2 separate regions of the Homo sapiens genome follow, and region 1 is linked to region 2. The links are chromatin contacts, found by Hi-C or POLR2A ChIA-PET in ENCODE. All regions are on one chromosome and are shown on one strand. The core of a region is the stretch at or near the end of the contact, and the rest is flanking DNA. Distances in the headings are between cores, read along the strand shown.

Evidence for each region. Hi-C counts contacts between places; a loop is a spot of excess contacts on that map. ChIA-PET counts read pairs that join two places held with the same protein, here RNA polymerase II (POLR2A). Pooled maps may share reads with other maps.
Region 1: a loop to region 2 is called in a pooled map, with 2.8 times the contacts of the local background. The contact joins the enhancer-like site here to the promoter of C21orf91 in region 2. A Hi-C loop is called at or near these places in 1 of 168 maps with a recorded cell type or tissue (HCT116) and 5 of 50 pooled maps. POLR2A ChIA-PET finds 5 or more read pairs at or near these places in 1 of 52 experiments (GM12878).

The regions. Positions count from the first base shown.
Region 1 is chr21:17,456,059-17,462,737 of GRCh38, reverse strand. No RefSeq gene overlaps it. Among named protein-coding and RNA genes, the nearest start is that of TRG-GCC1-5, 4.5 kb to the right of the region's middle. Within about 2 kb of position 1,562, at least 11 of the 41 ENCODE cell types and tissues checked have a DNase peak (open chromatin) inside an H3K27ac peak, as active enhancers do.
Region 2 is chr21:17,813,975-17,821,123 of GRCh38, reverse strand. It overlaps C21orf91 (chromosome 21 open reading frame 91), which reads left to right and starts at 1,768. Exons shown (of 5, transcript NM_001100420.2): 1 at 1,768-1,821; 2 at 2,799-2,932. The coding sequence starts at 2,806. The region is part of intron 2 of LOC124900465 (a long non-coding RNA gene); the gene reads right to left. RefSeq lists an enhancer at 1,074-1,123 and a silencer at 1,374-2,153.

The sequences.
Region 1 (6,679 bases), core at 313-2,812, 360 kb after region 2:
TCCTTTAGCTGATAAGCATTATCAACATTTACAAGACAGAAACCTTATATGAAAGTCATTATTTGTATTTCCTGGTTCATAGTTGGTTTCGAATCTCTGCCTGTACCGTGCTTATGTTTGATTACTAAGTGTGCTTTCATATCAGGGACAGAGAGAGTCTCCGGACATGGAGGAAGCCACTAGACAAGGCCAATAAAAACATAAACCTGGGCTATTTTTAATGAATAACCAGTAGGTATGAATGAGTAACAAATGAGCAGTAATCTGGCTGGGCGCGGTGGCTCATGTTTGTAATTCCAGCACTTTGGGAGGCTGAGGCTAGCAGATCACTCGAGTCAGGAGTTCAAGACCAGCCTGGCCAACATGGTGAAACCCTCTCTAGTAAAAATACAAAAAAAATTAGCTGGACATGGTGGCGTGTGCCTGCAGTCACAGCTACTTGGGAGGCTGAGGCAGGATAATTGATTGAACCTGGAAGGCGGAGGTTGCAGTGAACCGAGATCATGCCACTGCACTCTAGCCTGGGTGACAGAGCGAGACTCCATCTCAAAACAAAGAAACACACAAACAAACAAACAAACAAATAAACATACAGTAATCTACTTGAAAATGGAAAAATGTTTCTTAATCCCCCCTGGAGGGCTATAGATAGGTGACTATGTCATACATACCATTGTATGTCCCTCAGTCAATATACCCCGGAAGGGAATGCCCCCGCTAGAGCTCAACTCCAGAGACTATACTGAGAATGGTGCCCTTACAAGTTGGAGAACATGGCAGCCCTAGAAGGCATTCAATAATACTTTCTTTTTTTTATTTTTGAGATAGGATCTTGCTCTGTCACCTAGGCTGGAGTACAGTGACACGATCATGGCTTACTGTAGCCTTGACATTCCGGGCCCAAGTGATCCTCCTACCTCAGCATAAGTTTTTTTTTTTTTTTTTTTTTTTTTTCAATTTGTAGAGACAGAGTCTCCCTGTGTTGCCCAGGCTGGTCTCAAACTCCTACGCTTGAGCAATCTTCCCCCTTGGCCTCCCAAAGTGCTGGGATTACAAGCATGAGTCACCACGCCAGCCAATAATGATTTCTTGATTGAAGGAATGAATGAATTAAAAGGTTCATCTTTGGACACAAAGGCAGACAAAAGTTTGACAAAAGGCATTTTTGAAACTAGGACCTTTATTATAATATTAGTCTAAACAGTGGGACCCATGAATAAGCATGGCAATGCTATATTCACCATAGCAGACATCCTTGAAAATGTGCCTCCCCAGATAGATCAGCTAAGAAAGAATAATTCTACATACAATCACTTGCAGATATGTTTCCTGATAGAAATACCAGGGACAAAGCTAACATCAATGTCAAGTCCAGAAAATGATTTTTGAATGTTGGTAGTTTCCCTCTTCACATTCTGCTCTCTTCACTCTCCTATCCCTGAAGCACAGATGCTGTCCTTTAGTTTGAGTAAGTAAGAAGTGCCAGTGAGTCATATTAGCTATTTTTAATGCACAGACATGTGAGGGATCTGTTTGATGGAGGACTTGCTTGCCAGCAATCGAGTTCGAGAAAGTCCAGGGCTTCAAGCCAGATTCTGGAGTGAGGCAGAAATGGGGACTAGACAGAAAAGATTGTAGGCTTTTCAGGCTAGAACGGAGAAAGTGCAGATGCAAAACTAGGGTTTAATTTGAGGAATCATTTAGAGTAGGTGTTGATTTAGGAAGATCTAAAAGACGTAGAATTAATGGAAAGGTTAATGATGGGCCTCTTGAAGTGAGCGAATGATGACAGATTATGGGATACACTTAGCTCCTAATTATTATGTATTTTAATACCTAGGTGCTAAAAAGTGGTAGCTAAAAATAAATAGTCATATATTTTTAAATAGTAGATTTCTTCCCTTCCCTAAATTTCTAACCTTGTTTCATGAACACAAACCTAATTTTAAAGGTAAAGGAAACTCATGCCAAGCAGCAAACAAAGAGACTGTATTAATTCTTCAGTTCACAAGTAGGGAAGTATTGATTGAGATTAGAGAATTATTTGTTTGCTTATTTATGGTATTAATTTATATATTTGGTTTCTTGCCTTACAGATAATTTAGGCAGAAATGACAGCTACCTGCCTTAAGACAACAAACCTACAATCTATAACATTCTCCCACCCAGCAATCTCACATATCTGGAACCCAGATGGGAAACTAGAATAACCCTCCAAATCTTTACCCATATAAATAGGTGTTATAAGATTCATGCGTTAAGTCAGTCAGTACTTTTCAACCACAATAAACCACTCAAGCCCTCACTCATTATTTGTTTACTTTAATTTTAGACATAATGATAATAAGCTTGGTTATCAGGGTTTATTTAGCCCACAGGAGACCACAGGAGCATGTGGCTGCACATTTCCTTTGGAATGAACAATTATAAAAGGGTTTTCACATCCATCATTAGCTGCTCAAGGCAGACACAGCAATAGCATCAAGAAGTGTCAGTTGAGTGCCTGACAGCCCCAAGAAAACAGAATAATTCTAAACAGTAGGCAGATAAACCACAAAAATAGACTAGTCTGTAGCCACGGTTAGGAAGAAAGAGAAAGACATATGTCACCATTCTCAGATGGCATCTCTTTCCAGACTCAGAACCCCACGTGCATAGAGAGGTTGTCCAGTCCAGGCCCCTGGTTAGCATACAATTCACATCAACAGTTCTCTTTTTGGGTGGTCAGACAGTTCTGCTGATGTGTTGGCAAGGAATCTGTGATGATTAATTTTATGTGTGATAAATTTTCTTTTTTCTTTTTTTTTTTTACCAGCACTCCTGATTTGGAATGGATTTTTTTTTTTTTTTTTGAGACAGGCTCTCACTCAATCATCCAGGCTGGAGTGCAGTAGCACAATCACAGCACCCTGTAGCCTCAATCTCCCAGGCTCAAGCAATCCTTCCATCTCAGCCTCCTTAATAGCAGGGACTACAGGTGTGCGCCACCATGCCCTGCTAATTTTTTATCTCTTTGTAGAAACGGAGTTTCTCCATGTTGTCCAAGCTGGTCTTGAACTCCTGGGCTCAAGCAATCTACCCGCCTCAGCCTCCCAAAATGCTGGGATTACAGGCGTGAGCTACTGCACTGGGCTAATTTTATTTTCTTTAACTTGGCTGGGTCGTAGTACCCAGATATATGATCAAACATTATTCTGGATGTTTCTGAGAGCGTGTTTTTGGATGAAATTGACATTCAAGTTGGTGGACTTTGAATAAGACAGGTTACCATTACTTTTTTCATTTTTAAGACAGGATGATATGGTTTGGCTTTGTGTCCCCACTCAAATCTCATCTCTAACTGTAATCCCCACATGTTGAGGGTGGGACCTGGTGGGAGGTGATTGGATCATGGGGGTGGTTTCCCCCATGCTGTTCTTGTGATAGTGAGTTCTCATGAGATCTGATCGTTTAAAAGTGTAGCATTTCTCATCCTCTGTCTCTCCTGCCACCTCATGAGGAAGGTGCTTGCTTCTCCTTCACCTTCTACCATGATTGAAAGTTTCCTGAGATCTCCGCAGCCATGCAGAACTGTAAGTCAATTAAACCTATTTTCTTTATAAAGTATGCAGTCCCAGGTAGTTCTTTCCCCACCCCCCACCTCCACCCTCTGAGACAGATTCTTGCTTTGTCGCCCAAGCTGGAGTGCAGTGGCAGATCTCGTCTCACTGCAACCCCCACCTCCTGAGTTCAAGCAATTCTCTTCCCTCAGCCTCCTGAGTACATGGGATTACAGGAGCGTGCCACTACAACTGGCTAATTCTGTGTTTGTATTTTATTTTATTTAATTTACTTATATATTTTTTGAGATGGAGTCTCGCTCTGTCGCCCAGACTGGAGGGCAGTGGCACAATCTCAGCTCACTGCAGCCTCGACCTCCTGGGATCAAACGATCCTCCCACCTCAGCCTTGTGAATAGCTGGGACCACAAGGCATGCGCCTCCATGCCCAGCTAATTTTTGTATTTTTTGTAGAATTGGGATTTTGCCACGTTGCCCAGGCTGGTCTCAAACTCCTGAGCTCAAGGGATCCACGTGCCTTGGCCTCCCAAAGTGCTGGAATTACAGGTGTGAGCCATCACGCCTGGCCCAGATTACTCTTCCTAATGTGGGTAAGTCTCATCCAATCAGTTGATGGCTTGAATAGAATGAAAGACTGAGCTACCTGCCGCGAAAGGGAATCTGTAGCAGATGACCTTCGGACTTGGACTGCAGCATCAACTCTTTCCTGGGTCTTCAGCCAGCTGGTCTACCCTGCAGATTTTGGACTTGCCAACCCCCATAATTGTGTAAGACAATTTCTTTATAAACAAGTTTCCTTGTGTGTATATACATCCTATTGATTCTGTTTCTCTGGAGAAACCTGCCTAATACAAAATCCCTTTCCAAATTAGGGCATGATACATTGCATAGCCCCGGATGTGACAGTAAATAAAAATTCATAATGAAAAATGTTCTTTGTAGCATTATTTATAACAACAAATTGAAATTAGCCTATATGCACATCAATAATGAATTGAATAAATGAATTATAAAACTACTTTCACGCCATAGAAAGCAATCGAGATACAACTGTATAAAATGGTGGTGGTGATGTAAAAGTATGACCAAGGTAGATTGTTAGAGAAAAAATGCAATTTGCCTTGAAGTACACATAATTGGATCCCACTTATGTAGAAATTTATATAGTTGGAAAATAGTATAATAAAAATAGGTAACACTTACTGAGGGCTTCCTATATGCATTCACTTCATTCATTCAATTCGACAAATATTTATTGCATGCTGTGCTGGGTGACAGGCTCTCAGCAGTAAATTAGACCAGTGGTTTTCAACCTGGGTGATTTTGCCCCCCAGAGGACATTTGGCCATGTCTATAAATAGTTTTTGTTGCAGGTAGAAGTGGGTAGAAGCCAGAGATGCTGCTACACAACCCACAGTGTGCAGGACACCAGCCCCTCTTTCCACTACCGGAAATTATTCAGCCTAAAATATCAGTAGTACAGAGGTTGAAAACCCCTAAATCAAACAAAATCCCTGCCTTTATGGAGTTGGCGGTAATTAATTTAATTCTCATGTTGCCTCTATTGGGTAGGTACTATTATGATCCTCATTTTATAGATGTGGAACACATAGCAACAAAAAGGTCAAGTAAAGGCACAGGCCAGGGGCCGGGTGTGGTGGCTCACACCTGTAATCCCAGCACTTTGGGAGGTGGAGGCTGGTGAATCACTTGAGGTCAGGAGTTCGAGACCACCCCGGCCAACATGGCGAAACCCTGTCTCTACTAAAAATACAAAAATTATCCTGGCATGGTGGCACGTGCCTGTAATCCCAGCTACTTGAACCCCGGAGGCTGAGGTTGCTGTGAGCCGAGATTGTGCCACTGCACTCCAGCCTGGGTGACAGAGTGAGACTCCATCTCAAAAAAAAAAAAACCAAAAAACAAAAAACCAGGCACAGTGACTCACGCCTGTAATCCCAGCACTTTGGGAGGCCAAGGCGGGTGGATTACCTGAAAGGCCAGGAGTTTGAGACCAGCCTGACCAACATGCGGAACCCCGTCTCAACTAAAAAAAATTAGCCAGGCATGGTGGTGGGCGCCTGTAATCCCGGCTACTCAGGAGGCTGAAGCAGGAGAATTGCTTGAACCCAGGAGGCGGAGGCTGCAGTGAGCCGAGATGGCACCACTGCACTCCAGCCTGGGCAAGGGCGAAACTCTGTCTCAAAAAAAAAAAGACACGGGCTAAACGACTCACAGGTACCTCTGTAAATTGGGGTTAGGGTGAACTTTCACTTTTACATAATATATTTTGATATATTTAAAATTTTAATAAACTTATTTTACTTTTATAATAATTAGCTTTGTAATTAAAATGTGAGTTAAAAATATTTTAAAATGATTTATCACTTCCAGTTACTTGTTTAAAACAATCCTACCTTTCCAGGCCCTCCATGATCTAGTCCCATTTGCTTCTCCAACTCTCATTGCTCCTCGCCTCGTGCACTCTCCATTCCAGCTACCCTAGGTTAATGTCTTTTTTGAGTTTGGGACTTTTGTTCGCTCATTATTCCATTACCTGCGAAACCAAGTAAGATCTTGCACATAAATTATGAATCAAAATGAATTATAAAGAGGAGTTTCTTTCATATTGAATCAAAATCCGCTTTTCTTTTTTTTTTTGAGACGGAGTTTCGTTCTTGTTGCCCAGGCTGGAGTGCAATGGCGCGATCTCCGGCTCACCGCAACCTCCGCCTCCTGGGTTCAAGCGATTCTCCTGCCTCAGCCTCCCGAGTAGCTGGGATTACAGGCATGTGCCACCATACCCGACTAATTTTGTGTTTTTAGTAGAGACGGGGTTTCTCCATGTTGGTCAGGGTGGTCTCGAACTCCCAACCTCAGGTGATCCGCCAGCCTCGGCCTCCCAAAGTGTTGGGATTACAGGCGTGAGCGACTGCGTCCGGCCCAAAATCTGCTTTTCTGTAATGATTTTTACCAATTAGTCTTAGTATTCTATTAGATATTTACAGTTTTCTTTATTCCTCTCTCTCCCCACCCCTTCTCTCTTTCTTTTTTCTTTTTTTTGAGACAGAGTCTCGCTCTGTTGTCCAGGCTGGAGTGCAATGGCGCGATCTCGGCTC
Region 2 (7,149 bases), core at 519-3,018:
CAATAGCCAATCACAAATGAACACACACTGCTTAATTCTATGTATATGAATTCCTATAACAGACAAAACTAAAACACTTCGTCATATAAATTAGATCCCATGTTGAAGGAGCTTGACCAGAAAGGAACAGAAAGAAATGTCGGGGCTGTGGAAATGTTCTGTATCCTCACTGGGGTGGTGGTTACTCAAGTGTATGTATTTGCCAAAACTCATCAAATAATGCTTTTAAAATGGAAGCATTTTATTTCTGTAAATTATTCCTTGATTTTTTTTAAAAAGCCAACAACAAGAGAGAAGAGTTTTAAGAATAGCAAGTAAACAATGTGAAATGCCATAGGAAGGAAGACAATTCTGAGAAGTGAAAATAACTTGTTTCAATTTTTAAATTTTAGTGATTTTAGAACACTTTTATTGAATCACTTTAAAAGAGTCCTTTTTAAAAGAATGCTTTTTATTGAAAAGATGGGTAGAATCCAACATGCAAGGTATCTTAGTCGTAGTTACCTAGAATGAGAAATTCGAAGAGAAAAAGCACAGGCTTTTCATTTCAATTAGTGCATCTCAAACTTCGATGAACATAGGAATCTCCTGGCGGTCTTGTTAAAGTGCAAGTATTGATTTAGGAAATCTCGAGTGGGGCCTGAGATTCTACATTTCTAACAGGAAACCAAGTAATGTCAATGTTGTTTGTTCATCTACTACAATTTAGGTGGCAAGGACACAGATCGCTCCTGCGAGGCACAAATGCCATAACTGGAGTGCTAATTTGGCCCAGAAGTTTCCAAGATCTAGACAGTCCATTCCTAACCATCAGTTCAAGAATGCCTACATGTAGATTGACAGGCTAGCCCTCTTTCTATGTGAGTGCAACCAGAACACATACATATGATGCTGTAGAAAATAACATTGATCTTAGGTCAGTAGCCTTCGGTTCAAGTCCCAGCCTTTTTCTAACCAACTGTGATAACCTGGGTCAATTACTCGTAGGCTGCAACATGAGAGAACAGTTCCTGTTTCTCCTCTGTAGGTTACTGTGAGGACTACAATGGAAAATGTAAGTGAAAGTACTGCAAGAACCATACCCTAAAAAAAACAGAATAGCTTAAACAAAAGTCAAGCAAAGAATTTGAGAACCAAGCAGGACCTAAAAATAAGAGGTGGGGCTTCGGGATTTTTCCCGTGGGCGTTGAGGGATGTACCATATTGGGGGCAGGGGCGCCCCACAACAAATAATGTATTTGAAAAGATTCTGTATTTGAAATTATGCCTCTATCATGACACCTGAATATGAACTTTTCCTTCGTTAGATACTTCAACTGGCACTTAACTATAAGTTCAGTGACAGTATTCTGCTTCTTTCTCCTGAAGTCAAAGTGCCACCCACGCACCTCTCCCGTTCTGCCATCCACCCGCGGCTTTCCTACCCCCGCCGCCTGCGGCCCCCGCCCCGGGGCAGTAGTTTGCACTAGGCTGAAGGGAGAGGTGGAACGGATTCGTCTATCTACGCACCTCGAGGAGGGGTGTGTGAGGAGCTACGTTCCAGAGAACGGTAAGAAACTCCGGCCAGGAAACACGGGATCACAGGAGAACTCGAGGCGAAGGTGCGGCGTCGGTGCAGGAGCGGAGGGGCGGACCCACAGCAGCCCGGCGAGCGCGCAGGTGTGCCCGCGGCCGCGCCACCCTCCCCGCAGCCTTTACGGGATGGAGCCGGCGGGAGAGGGCGGGGCCAGGCGCGCGGCGGCCGCCTCTGCTGCGGCCGGAAACAATAGTGGAGGAACCCGAGCCGCACGGAACGGCGGTGGTGGCCCGCGGAGCCGGACGGTAAAGACCCCGCAGCCCTGCTCCCATCCCACCTGAGCCCCGACCCCCAGTCCCATCGTTCCGCCTCCTTCGAGTTCCGAGCCCCGTGGCCCCTCGCGCTGCTGCGCGCCAGGCGCCCCGACGGACAGACCGACGGAAAGACGGACTTGGGTCCGCGACTCCCTGGGGGCGGCCGCGCGCCCCCAACGCCGAAGGCCGGGCCAGGACCCGGCTCCCCGAGACGCTGAGGCTGGGCGGACCGGCCGCCGTGGCCCTCGGACGCTTTCTTCCCTCTGGGAGGAATCCCGGAGCGATGGGACGAGGCTCTCCCGCCCGCCGGGCTCCAGGATGCCGCGGCTCTCCCAGCTCCGGCTTGGGCCCCTCCGGCGGTGCCCGGCCGGTACCGTGAAGCCGCCGCTCGGCCTTCGGTGTAGTTGCCCCGGACACGGCGGGACGCCCTCCCCGGGTATTCGGTACCCACGTGCATTTTGCTGCCGCCGATCTCCGTTCGATGCGAAGCTTCGCAACTCCGAGTTCGCGAGGCGCATCTGAGGTTCCCCCAATGAAGTTAGCAAAGCAGTGTCCCGTGCAGGTCGTTTTTCCTGTTTCTCACAGCGTTAACTAGGTTGACAGAACCTGGTAGCTGAAAAGGCCTCGCTGCTAAGCCCTCTGATTATTCGAGGTTGGGGGACGAAGGAGGAGGACTAGAATGCCGGCAAATCTCTTTCCTTCAGGTGCCACTAACCCAATCAACTATAGGACAAAAAAGACACGGACATAGTGTCACCTATGGCCTGGCTTTAAGTTTTACTAGCTTTGTGTCTTTCCACAGGAAAAGTGCAATGTTGGAGTGCAAGTATGGCGATGCTTGTTTGATGGAGCTTTTGCTTTAAATGAGCTGAACAGCATCCTTATTTCCTAGAAGTTCCCAGTAAAGGGAACTACCCCAAAGGCAGGTTCATGAAATTGTGTAACTTTCCTTTTCTGTTTCTTAATAGGGGCACTATGAACGAAGAGGAGCAGTTTGTAAACATTGATTTGAATGATGACAACATTTGCAGTGTTTGTAAACTGGGAACAGACAAAGAAACACTCTCCTTCTGCCACATTTGTTTTGAGCTAAATATTGAGGGTAAGGACACAGTATAGTTTTGATCTTATGGAATGAATTTAACACAGCTGCTTTGTACTGATTGTAAGGTAAAACTAAAATGTCTTCAATGATTGGAAATTGTGCTAAGTATGAATAGTGTAGAGATTTGTTAAAGATAAGGTTTCTGGAAATGAAGGTGCAGTTAACAGAGTTACGAATTTAAGAGAAATCTTTTTTTTTTAAAGACCCCTGCAACAACCCCATTTTTCCTAATACAGAAATAAGTATGAGTGTTGACTGGGAAACGTGTTTTCTGGTTTGAGAGCTTATTGAATTGTCAGATTTTAACAGACCTGTGTGTTTTTTATATTAAGAAGTAACATAACAATTTTTTTATTCTTTCGAGCCTATTATGCAAGTATTTGAGTGAGATGAGCCCGAACTCTTTTCTCACCAGTATGATCTTATTATCTGGAAAAATACTTTAAAATTTTTAGATTAACCTCTTTTCAGTGATCACACACACTGTTGGTAATTTTTAAAACCTGAAAAGGTTTTTAAAATTTTTTTAATAATGTCCCTAAGATATATGAAGAAAAATTCTCCAAATCCAAAAAGAAACCCCAAAAAAAAGCCCTATTGGAAGGATTTATTTGGGTTGGTGCAGTTAGTGTTGTCATATTACAATTGATTTTTGGTTTAGATATTTATGAGTCATACTAAAAAAAACCTTAATATTCCTGCAAAAAAAATTTGGCCTGTAATTTGAGTTTTGAGTTGTAACATATCAGTAGAGAGACTTTATTAAACCTCTAGATTTTGGACAGTTTCAAAATAGTTCTTTCCTTTTTTCTGTATTATATATTTGAAATTTTTCATGATCTTTATTTTCTGTTTACTAAGTATGGGGTATGAAATGTTCTTATTGTTTAAAAAAATATAGTGGGGGATTATATACCTTGAAATTCCTGTTAGGACTTGTTATTCAGAAATTATTATGGTCACCAAACAGTATGTGATGGAAGATTATGGATTTCTTGTGGATTACATAGAATATCTATAACTTCAGCTTTAATAAATGTAGTGATTATAGCTAATTTCAAAAGATGACATAACAGGAACAGTGGTGTGTTCCTACAATCTCAGCTACTCCAGAGGTTAAGGTGAGAGGATTGCTTGAGCCTAGGAGTTCAAGTCCAGTTTGGGCAACATAGCAAGACCCCATCTCTAAAAAATTAAATAAAAATAAAAGGATATCTTAAAAATAAGTTTCTTTTACAGTACTTAAATCATGCTGGGGTGAAAATCCAAATTTATGTTCTTTGGAAATAGAGTTGGCTTGTATATTGTTGATACATTGTAGAATTTTAATTTTAGATGAGTAAAGACATTAGAAATTATCTAGTCCAAACCCTGTATTTTACATTTAAGGAAACAGCCAAAAAGTTGGACTGCCCAGGGTTGCTGTAGTGGTGATGGCAAGCTGTTGTTATGTGCCAGGCACTGTGCTAAACCCCTTATGTGGATTATCTTATTTAACTCAAGATAGCTTTGGAATGACTACTGTCATTTTCTATTTTAAATGTGATAGAACTGAACCTTGGCGACCTAAGAAATACAGTTTGAAGTCACACAGCTCATAACTGTTGGTCCTGGACTTTAAAGCCTGGCAGTCTGGTTCTAGTATATGTGATCTTAATACCATTGATCTACTGTCAATAGTTATTTTATAGCAATAGGGCTGATGTTCTAATCCTAATTGGTTATCCTTGCTATTCTCTCAGCCAGCTTTTTCTAACCAGTGTTTGCTGGCAAATCATCATTAATGGAGTTCATGCCATGATCGAATTTTTCCACAGAACCCTAAATTTTCGTAATTGCTTTTCTAGCTTTTTAAAATAAGCCTTTTAACTGGTTCTCAGTCATTATATAGAGAATATACAAATATTACCTTAGGTACCATCTCTTAACATTTCAGCTCTGATAATATCTCAGCATGTAAGCATGGAATAAGTCCTTTGTTTTTGAAATCATAGTTCCCTTCAGTGTAAAAGACAATTCTCAATTTGAATTAGAACTATTTCGTTTAATATTCTATGTATATTCAAGGTTTTATATATTAAAATCCCAATTTAATCTTTGTAAGAAAAATTAGAGTCAAATAATTTCTTCTCTATCTGGTGTCATTTCTCAGCTCTCACAAATACGCATTTTCATTTTCACTACAGTGATCAGCTAGTGTATTACAACTTTTTTGTTTAAGATTTTTGTAGGCCGGCACAGTAGCTCATGCCTGTAATCCCAACATTTTGGGAGGCCAAGGCAGGCGGATCACCTGAGGTTGGGAGTTCGGTACCAGCCTGACCAACATGGAGAAACCCCGTCTCTACTAAAAATACAAAATTAACCAGGCATGGTGGCACATGCCTGTAATCTCAGCTACTCAGGAGGCTGAGGCAAGAGAATCGCTTGAACCCAGGAGGTGGAGGTTGCAGTGAGCTGAGATTGTGCCATCGCACTCCATCCTGGGCATCAAGAGCAAAACTCTGTCTCAAAAAAAAAAAAATTATTTTAGAAAAGAGGAGGGAAATGAGGATCTTGAATTGCACAAAATTTTAGTTTTTATATCAGTATACGGGTCTTTAGAAATCAGTGGGGGAAAAAAGTCATAATAATAATTACATACTAGAAAAATAACAAGGTATATTTGTTGTCGGTAAATCTTTTAAAATATTTTTGAAGTTTTCTTTCCTCTACCAAGTTCCCAACACAATGCCTGTCAATAGACTAGAATGTAAGAGGGGCTTTTTAAAAATGACATTTAACTTTACTAGTTTAGTGTAAATTTTTTGTAGTTTGGTAGTATTGCAGTTGCCTGATTTCTTAGCTTTATAATTGCTAGCTTTGGTCTAAAGCACTCTTCTCCGAGAAGAGGCTGAGTAAAAATAAATTCTCTTGAGGAATAATAACAGTTAAGCTAGTTTTGAGTCCATACATTTGTAGTAAACAATAATAATATTTTCTACTTTTTGGATTGTTGCTTACATCAAATCAACACTGGTTTCCTAATCAATTAGCCTCTTGTTTAAAAGCTGTGTGCATGCATACGTTTATAAAATGAAGACAAAGGAAGGAAGAAATAACAAAAGACAATCTAATCTTGTTGAACAGATTTTGTACTGTGGGCATGGCTCTAAGTTGGCTTTTTCTCTGACTTTACAATAATGAAAAAGAAAGAGGAGCCTACATTTTATGTACTTCCAAGCCACAGGTGATATGCTTTAAGGACCTGAGAAACACACTTTGAGGACTCAGATATTTTTTAATGTTCACAAGGTTGATTTTTTTTTAACCTATGCTTCACCATTTGATATGGTTTGGATCTGTGTCCCCACCTAAATCTCATGTTGAAATGTAATCCCCAGTGTTCTAGGCAGAGACTGGTATTAGGTGATCGGATCATGGAGGCGGAATTCACATGAATGGGTTAGCACCATCCCCTCAGTGCTGTTCTCATGATAGTCAGTGAGTGAGTTATCATGAGATCTGGTTGTTTAAAAGTGTGTAGCACCTCCCCCCCTCACTCTCTTCCTCCTACTCTAGTCAGTTGAGGTGCTGGCTCCCTCTTTGCCTTCTGCCCTGATTGTGAGTTCCCTGAGGCCTCCGCAGAGGCTGATGCTACCATGCTTCTTGTACAGCCTGCGGAATTGTGAGCCAGTTAAACCCCTTTTCTTTATAAATTACCCTGTCTCAGGTATTTCTTTATAGCAGTGCAAGAATGGACTAATTCACCATTAAAATAAATTGTCTGCTTCTCAGATTAGAAGACAGGTGCATAAACTTCCTAAATACTTACAGCCTTGACCCTAAGACACTATGAACTTTTTCATACATATTAGTGATCAAATACTCTAATATGCATCATAGTTCAAACTGCTAAAATCTCTAAAGATATTTAATGACCAACTCACTACCATTCCCTAAGGAATGGCAAAGAGGAAGGCAGCCCAGGGTGGTCAGGAGCTAGTAATGAAACTCAACTGTAAGGTAACAAAGCCCAAAGTGAGACCTAAGCAGGAAGAGATCCAGGGTTTCAATACTGTTGGTTCATACTATCAGTTTTCATCTTGTGCCAAAATAGTGTACAAATAATTCTTAGAGCATTTCTCTCTTCCTATAATTGGCTTGCTTTCTTTTCCATAGAGGAAAAAAAACCTTTTTTTTTTAAGCTAGCTTAGCTTTGTTTAGCTTTTTTT